Linked DNA regions of Homo sapiens: region 1 is linked to region 2. A link is an interaction called in ENCODE POLR2A ChIA-PET data of the cell type or tissue named here. Cell type or tissue: PC-9. All regions are shown on one strand. Links, peaks and the distances in the headings refer to the core of each region. The heading gives the core; the rest is flanking DNA. Region 1 has its middle 7.4 kb from the start of C6orf62. Region 2 holds the start of LOC124901277 (a long non-coding RNA gene).

The links. Peaks named below come from ENCODE experiments on the same cell type or tissue, not always from the same donor. Only the 100,000 strongest peaks of a DNase experiment are listed, where the experiment ranks them.
Region 1: POLR2A ChIA-PET joins it to region 2 with 7 read pairs; 6 of 35 experiments call an interaction of 5 or more read pairs at or near these places.

The regions. Positions count from the first base shown.
Region 1 is chr6:24,724,365-24,728,765 of GRCh38, reverse strand. No RefSeq gene overlaps it. Among named protein-coding and RNA genes, the nearest start is that of C6orf62, 7.4 kb to the right of the region's middle. In PC-9, for the core only: no CTCF peak of the experiment used is centred there; no DNase peak of the experiment used is centred there.
Region 2 is chr6:24,536,195-24,540,595 of GRCh38, reverse strand. ALDH5A1 (aldehyde dehydrogenase 5 family member A1) reads right to left here. Exons shown (of 10, transcript NM_001080.3): 10 at 3,389-4,401. LOC124901277 (a long non-coding RNA gene) reads left to right here and starts at 544. Exons shown (of 2, transcript XR_007059507.1): 1 at 544-581; 2 at 916-4,401. It also overlaps a transcript of KIAA0319 not described here. RefSeq lists an enhancer at 830-2,029. In PC-9, for the core only: no CTCF peak of the experiment used is centred there; a DNase peak (open chromatin) is centred at 2,415.

The DNA.
Region 1 (4,401 bases), core at 139-4,138, 190 kb before region 2:
ATCTTCACTGTCTCATGGATATACCAGGCTAAAATCCACCTTCATGCCCTCAATTATTATGTTTCCTTTTCAGAAATTTCATTCTTCTCTTCCCTCTCTTCTTCCACTTAAATCCAGCAAAATTCTTACCAACTTTCAAAACTTGAGTACGCTTCCTTTGTGAATCTCATCTAACTCAGCTTTCATTGACCTCCTACTTATCTTACTGTTATCCTGCTCAATGCCTGTCAATCACATTTCAGTTCTTAATTATACAGTCTAGTATTACTCACTCTTTTTAGATGTTTATTATTATTTTGGTAACTACCTAAAACTCTTTGGGAACAAGTGTTTATTTTTCTGTAGCCTTCAAAACACACAGCACAGTGTGATTATATAGTAGGTATTCAACAAATATTTGTAATTGATTAACTTCTCTACTGTTGTAGAAGAGGAGGTAGATAACTAACTGCTTATATTTCTTTTTTCTGGAAACATTAGGAAGGCTGTCTTTGAATTGGAAGCTGAGTAGTGAAGCTCCATTTCAGGCAGAAAAAAAAAATTGCTAATTATTCTACATTAAGCAAAAACTTAAGTTTTATAGCATAAACATTGTCTGCTGAAAGCAATGACAATAGATACATCCAGAAGAGTTGAAGCAGGTAGGACAAGAGTGGTTTGGGGAAAAGCAAAAGCAAAATGTGACTAAAAATAGACTTTATAGTCTGGCGTTTCCATAGTGAGTGAGTTCTCCTAACGTTGCTAACAGTGTCAGCTTCAACTAAAGGTTTAAAGGTAAACCAAGAGCAAAAGAATGGTAAATAGTATGCTTCTAGTGTTCATATCACCAAATATATCTGCTTCACCACCTCTTTGGGCACTTGGTAGGCTTGTATTTGTATTTCCTTGATCTCATGAAGTTAGGGGTAGTCATGTAACTTGCTTTGGCCAAAGAAATTAGAGTGAGATTGATATCACTTCCAGGTGGAAGCTTTAAAAGCCAGTGTGGGATTTGTCTCGTCTCTGTTTTCTGCTTCAGGGATCGTGGAAACATGTGATTCTCCATAATTCTGAATTCCTGAAAGCCTATAACTCACTCATCGTGAGTGAATAACAAAGCTTTGTAGTTTAAGCCGCTGAGATTTTGGGGGTTTTATTTCAGTATAATTTAGTCCAGGGCAACCTGCAACCTGCAGGCAAGCTGCCTGTTTTTATACAGTTTTGTTGGAACACAGGCACATGTATTTGTTTATGTATTATCTATGGCTACTTCCATGCTGCCACCCAGGTAAGTAGTTGAAACAGAGATTGTATGGGCTGCAAGCCTAAAATATTTACTTTTACCATTTAAGAAAGTTTGCTGACCTCTAACCTGATCTGTGCTGACTATGATAGACCTAGAGGTCTCTGGTAAAAACCTTTAGATGGCTACTTTTTATTTTGTACATAACATAAAAGATGTTTATAGTAGCCAGTATCTAAGATGGCTCTAGTGATCCCTGCCTCTTGATACTCACACTCTTGTGCAGTCTCTTCTTACACTGAGTAGAGCTGACTTGTATAACCAATATGGAAACAACGGAATATTGCTTCTTTGCCCAGGTCATCAAAGACATTATGGCTTCTATCTCCCTCTCTCCAAGATCACTTACTTTGAGGGAAGCCAGCTACTATGTTGTGAAGCCCACATGGTGAGAAACTGAGGCCTCCTGCCAACAGTCATTTGAGTCAAGCCTTCAGATGACTGGTGCCTTGGCCAAAATCCTGACTGCAACCTCATGAAGAACTCTGACGACAAATTGCCCAGTAAAGCTGCTCCCGAATTCCTGATCCACAATTAATATGAGATAATAAATGTTTGGTATTTTAAGCTGCAAAATTTTAGGGCAATTTGTTACAAACAGATAACATGCAGTGTTCAAACGAAAAGTGTACTGGTACTGTGTATGCTTATATATGTATATATTTGCACATAGGCTTATATATATACTAACATGTCTTATTACTGGACAAAGAATTAATGGACGTCCATAATTATAGTATACTTACATGATTTTAGATAAGTGGAATTACCTTACCTGTGGAAAAAATTGTTATACATGTATATATCTTTCCCATTCCTTTCCAACACCTAATCTTTGTGGAATAGAGAATGGAATGTGTTCTGGGAAGGGAGGAAAAAAATTCTAAAACATTTAAACTTTCCTTCATATGTTAATTGCTCAAATTTGCCTTCTTTGTATGTGGGAATAGGGTAAGAAGAGTGGCACGAACTCTATAATATTTTAACATTTTCTTTCTAAGGATGATGATGGAGTTCTAACAAAAGTGTCAGAAGGTTGCTTTTTCAATTTATCTACTATAACCTTCCTAGACACGTTAAATGGAATAGTAAGAGCATTTTGAATTGTGGGAGTGACATCTGGAATCTAGAAAAATATTTGAAATGAAATTAGGAAGTAGTCAAGAAGCAAAAGTCAGTGAGAGCCCGGGGTTAAGGAAAACTAAATAGAAGTGTGTTTGATAACAAATTGAGACTAACAGGCAAAGATAATGGGTAAAAAATATTCCTTATTAAATGGTACCAGCAGATTTGTTTGGACAGCAATCTGTATAGCTTTAACCCAAAGTGTAAACAAAAGGTGTCTAATTAGTATTTTCTGATAATGCTGGTGGGCATAAAGCATGAGAAGTGGAAAAGAAAAAAAGAAAGGCAGGCGAGAGAAAAAAAAGGAACAGGGGAAAGAAGAAGTTAATAAATAAAGAAAATACATGGTGGGATAGACGTACTCACTTGAAAATGCCTCTGGTTCTTAACCCTGTCCCAAGCTCCAGGACAATGGCTGCTACCTGGCCAAATCTTATTTTTCTTTTTTCTTTTTCTTTCTTTTTTTTTATTTTGAGACGGAGTTTTGCTCTTGTTGCCCAGGCTGGAGGGCAATGGCTCGATCTCGGCTCACTGCAACCTCCGCCTCCTGGGTTCAAGAGATTCTCCTGCCTCAGGCCCCCGAGTAGCTGGGATTACAGGAGTCCACCATCACACCTGGCTAATTTTGTATTTTTAAAAGAGGCAGGGTTTCACCATGTTGTCCAGGCTGGTCTGGAATGCCTGACCTCAGGTGATCCACCCGCCTCAGTCTCCCAAAGTGCTGGGATTACAGGCTAGAGACACTGCACCCGGCTCAAATCTCATTTTTCAAGCCTACAACTTGTTTTAGGCCTTCAATAAATATTCAACGATCAGCCTGCAAATAAGCACTGACCTCTATAGTTTGGGCTAACATGAAATAAGGGTGAGACTAAAGAAGAAACTACCAAGCTATCCCCTGATCCTCCTAAAAAGGGTAAGAATAGCTCTCAAAACAAACATAGTTTCTCCTCTTAATACCCTTTTGGTTTCATAACCATGCAGCTCTGCTGTAGATGCGAGGTCTGTATGTGCTAGAGTACATATTGTGAAAATCCCCATTGGATTATGAAATTTTATTAACACATAATATCATAATTATCTTAGATGATAAATCTGTAGAGTTGAAATCTGGAGACAAGATCCTTGGTGTGGCTGCTTTCAGGATCAAACTGTAGAGCAATAGAACTTGTTCTCAAGACCTGTAGAGTCTAACCATAAACTTGTTCTGCTGTAGACGTTTATCATGCTTATTGAACTGTTAATCATAAATATGGCCAAAATTCAAGGCCCATGTCTGACAAATTTCATAGCACTAATGAAGGGACAAGATGTTTGAGAACCCTGAGAAGTCTAATATGCTTGAGCATGTTGAGAAAACTAGATTTCTGTAAAAGAAGAGCATGTGTGTACAGACAATGTATGTTTTAAAGGTAAAAGAAAAGGCTGGCTCTTTTTAGAAAAGTGAAGGCCAATTGTTAAATACTTTATTGTTTATCTTATTGTCATTTATTTAGGCTACACAAGCACAGGTTTGAGAAATCATTTCCTAACTTGCTATAAATGTCAGAGACTGGGATTATCCGAGGTTGTCCTTCTTTAAAGATTGGAAGTTAACACAGGAGCCCGCCCAAGCTGGCCTGCATTGTGTTTCTTCAGAAAGGAGGCTCGCACAGAATCTCTATAAGGTGTTATTTCATTAAAATGTAACCTTTGCAGTGATATCTGCATTTCAACCAGGGAAATTTCAATGTATCTAGTGGTATAATTTAAAACTCCAAAAGGGAAGTTAAGCAGATATTTTTAGCCAAGGTGCCACCATCAAATCATCACTCCACAAATCCTATTGTGTTTGAAGCAGCCTAACCCTAAGTAAGCCATTTCTAACACAATGAAATGCATTTCTCCACAGTTAAAGAAGCTAAATCTTAAGTGAATGCTCTCTGACTTTTATCTGAATTTCATTGAGAAACGTTTGGTCACGGCTTTTAAAAATTTTAATTCCTTCGACTACC
Region 2 (4,401 bases), core at 196-4,195:
TTGAGATTAGCAAGCAGCAAAGCTTCCTTTATTTGAAGCCTACATGGAGAGTATTATCACCTCCATTCTCCTAAAGATGATGAACCCAGAGTTGCAGGACTGAGACTTTATTGCAGCAGGAAGAGAGCACATAGGCTTATACGGTCATGCCTGGCATAGTGAAATTTCTGTCAGTGATGGACTGCATATATGATTTATGGACCCATGAGATAATGGAGCTGAAAAGTTCCTGTCACCTAGTGATGTCGTAGCCATCATAAAGTCCAATGCAGCCCAATGCATTAATCATGTTTGTGGTGATGCTGGTGTAAACAAACCTGCATTCTCAGTTGTATAAGAGTATAGCACATACAATTATGTACAGTATATAATAAGTGACTATGCTACTGGTTTACGTATTTATTATACTGTACTTTTCATTGTTATTTTACAGTGTACTCCTTCTACTTATTAAAAACAGTTTATTGTAAAACAGTATGTGGCTGGGTGCAGTAGCCCACTCCTGTAACCCCAGCACTTTGGGAGGCTGAGGCTGGAGGATTGCTTGAGCCCAGGAGTTTGAGACCAGCCTGGACAACATGGTGAGACTCCATCTCTATAAAAAACATGTTTAAAAGTTAGCTGGGTGTGGTGGCGAATGCCTGTAGTCTCAGCTACTCAGGAGGCTGGGGTAGGAGGATCTCTTGAGCCCAGGAGGTCAAGGCTGCAGTGAGCTGTGATGGTGCCGGTGCACTCCAGCCTAAATTACAGAGTGAGACCCTGTCTCAAAAACAAAACAAAACAAAACAAAAGAAATACTGGGTTATACCAGCAGTATAAACGTGTCTTGTTTACTGTGCCTCTTGATTGCATTATTTTCTCTTGTGCTTCAATTAATCTCGTGTTGCTTTGTTCATCACGGTCCCTTTGTCATAGAAAATCCACGGCTATTGTTGCCAGTAAGAGGCCACATCAAGTGACTGATCTTGAAACAAGAGATTAAGGATTACCAACCAATGGGTAAAGGAGTTACAGCAGCTTTTAAGGCCCACTGCCTGAGGAGGAGCAGCTTTGCTCAGGTTATTACTGCAACAAAGGAAGACACGGAGAAGACGCTGATGCAATTCTGAAAGGATTACATCTACGACTCCATCAGGACCCTTGCTTGGGCTTGGGGTGATGTTACCAAGGAACGTATAAATGACATCTGGAAGAAGACACTCAAGAGGTTCATCCGTGATTTCAAAGGATTTGCCAAGGACAAGGAGGTTGCAAAAACCAACAAGGCTGTGGTTGAGATGGCAAACAATTTTAACCTGGGGGTGGAAGAAGAAGACATTGAGGAGCTCCTACAGGTGGTTCCTGAGGAACTGACTAATGAGGAGTTGTTGGAACTGGAACAGGAACACATACCTCAAGAAGAGGCAAGGAAGAAAAAACTGCAGAAGAAAAAGAATCCCCATGAAAATTCACAGTGAAGAGCTGAGAAGTTTTTGCAGACCTCAGTAAGCGCCTTAAAAATTCTGAAAACATGGGCCCCTCAACACCAAAAGGGTTTCATTAACAGAGAGGAATGTTCTTTATGCACTGTCTGCTTACAAGCAAATCTATGATGAAAAAGGAAAGCAAGCAAACCACCATGGACATATTTCTGATGCATGACATCTCCTAAGAACCTCAGGTAGGTCTTGTTATCCTAGCTCCACGTTTTTTTCTTTTTTGAGTCAGGGTCTCACCTTGTCACCCAGGCTGGAGTACAGTGGTGCGGTCACGGCTCACTGCAGCCTTGACTTCCCGGGTTCAAGCGATCCTCCTGCCTCAGCCTCCTGAGTAGCTGGGACGACAGGCACGTGCCACCACACCTGGCTAATTTTTGTATTTTTTGTAGAGACAGGGTTTCGCCGTGTTGCCCAGGCTGGTCTTAAATTCCTGGGCTCAAGCGATCCGCCTGCCCTGGACTCCTGAAGTGCTAGGATTACAGGCGTGAGCCACTGGGCCCAGCTGTCCCTGCGTGTTATTGCCCCTGAAGACCTTCCAGCGGGGCAAGATGAGGAGGTGGGAGATAGAAATATCCATGAATCTGACCCTTTGTAGGCCTAGGCTAATGTGTGTAATTGTGTCTTAGTTTTTAACAAAAAAGTTTAAAAAAATTTAAAATATAAAAAAGCTTGTGGAACAAGGATATAAAAAAAGAATATATTTTTATACAGTTGTGCAATTAGTTTGTGCTTTAAGTGCTAAGTGTGATCACAAAAGAGTCAAAAAGTTAAAAAATTTTAAAAATTTATAAAGTAAAAAGTTACAGTAAGCTAAGGGTAATTTATTATTGAAGAAAGAAAAATATTATTTAATAAATGTAGTGTAGCCTAAGTGTAGAGTGTTTGTAAAGTCTAGAGTAGTGTGCAGTCATACCTTAGGCCTTCACATTCACTGTCACTCACTGACTCACCCAGAGCAACTTCCAGTTCTGCAAGCTCCATTCACGGTAAGTGCCTTTTACAAGTGTAATTTTTAAATCTTTTATACTTGATTTTTACTGTACCTTTTCTATGTTTATATACATAAATACTTGCCATTGTCTTACAACTGCCTACAGTATTTAGTACAGTAGCATGCTGTGCAGGTTTGTAGCCCTAGGAGCAATAGGCTAGACCGTATAGCCTAGCTGTGTAGGAGGCTGTACCATCCAGGTTTGTGTAAGTACTCTACAGTGTTCGTACAAGGACGAAACTGCCTAATGACGCATTTCTCAGAATATATCTCTGTTGTCGAGCAATACGTGATTGTAAAATGTGAGACGACATTTGCAAAAATGTCCACTAACCACTGGGCAGCAGTGCTGTCTGTGTTCTAAATTATGGTGAGGGCTGGCTACAATGGTGCACTCCCATAATCCCAGCACTTTGGGAGGCTGAGGCGGGAGGGTGGCTTGAACCCAGGAGTTTGAGACCAGTCTGGGCAACACAGTGAGACCCTGACTGTTCAAAAAATGAAAGAAAAATTAACTGAGTGTGGTAGCAGGTGCCTGTGGTCCCAGCTACTCAGGAGGCAGAGGTGAGAGGCTTGTTTGAGCCCAGGAAGTCATAACAGTGGGGCGTGTAGGAGAGAGAGATAGGCCAATCTGTGACGGCTGGCCTATACACCTTTCTGTGACCGCCACCTCTGCAAACCAGGTAAATTCTCAGTTCAGCTTAGCAAACATTCTATAAGCGCACACCATGGACAGGCCCTTCTCTGGGTTTTAGGGCACATCATTTCACATGCTGGCTCCTTCCCCAAGGCACTCACTGATTACGGCTCTCTGGGGGAGGGAGTGCTATTTACACAAATGCAAACTGGTCTAATATCATCCAATAAAAACTCAAAAGATCACCAAGTAGGGGGAAAAAAGCACAACCAGACACCTTAATACAGGGAGAGGAAATTCTGTTAATTCCACGTTTATTAATCACACAGCTCTCTGCAGACTAGACACTAAAACACACAATTGTCAAAAACTAGAAAAATGAGTTATGTCCACGTTTTAAAAGCAAAACTTTATAAATTTCTTACCACACTCATTCCCAAGTTTTATCCCACAAAGTATAGCATGAAACAATGACAACATACATATTATTCAAGTAAAATGCTATTTAAAATAGCTGCACACAGGTAATTAAAACACTAGGATCCAGTTTTTAGAGGAAAAAGTCATGTGGCACAATTTCAAGTTCATAATTGAAGTTAACAGTAAAACAGATTTGCTCACATTTGCTTCTGATCTTTATTTCTGCTGTCTCTCTTTAGTAGAATAAAGAAATGGCACTTCACATAAAATCATATTTAAAAGCTACTAAAATGGATAAACAGATGCAGATCAGCTCTTTAATGAGAATCCCTGCATAGCTGGAGGAAGTTCAAGGATAATTGTTTTTTCAAGGCAAATAGACTCTTGTTACGTGGCTAATTTCATGTACATTATCATCGCTGGGAAGTTCCTGCTGAGAACTCACGGTAGCTATGCCAGAAAAGTACTTTCTTCACAGGAGGTGTTGAAATAATGCCGGATAAATGCAAGTAAGGTCAATATCTCCCTCTTGGTCTAGATCAGGAGCTGGCAAACTTTTTCTTTAAGGAGACAAGTAGTAAATCTTTTAGGCTTTGCAGGCTATACTGTCCCTGTCCCAACTATTCAACTCTGCCAAGAAAGCAGTCCCAGACAATACCATAAATGAATGGGTGTGGCTATGCTCTAATAACATTTTGTTTATGGACACTGAAATCTGAATTTCATAGAATTTTCAGGTGTCATGAAATATTGTTCTTCTTTTGATTTTCTGCCCAATCATTTGAAAACATATAAACCATTCTTAGCTCACAGGTTGTATAAAAACAGGTGGCAGGCCAGGTTTGATTCGTGGGCCATAGTTTGCCAACCCCTGA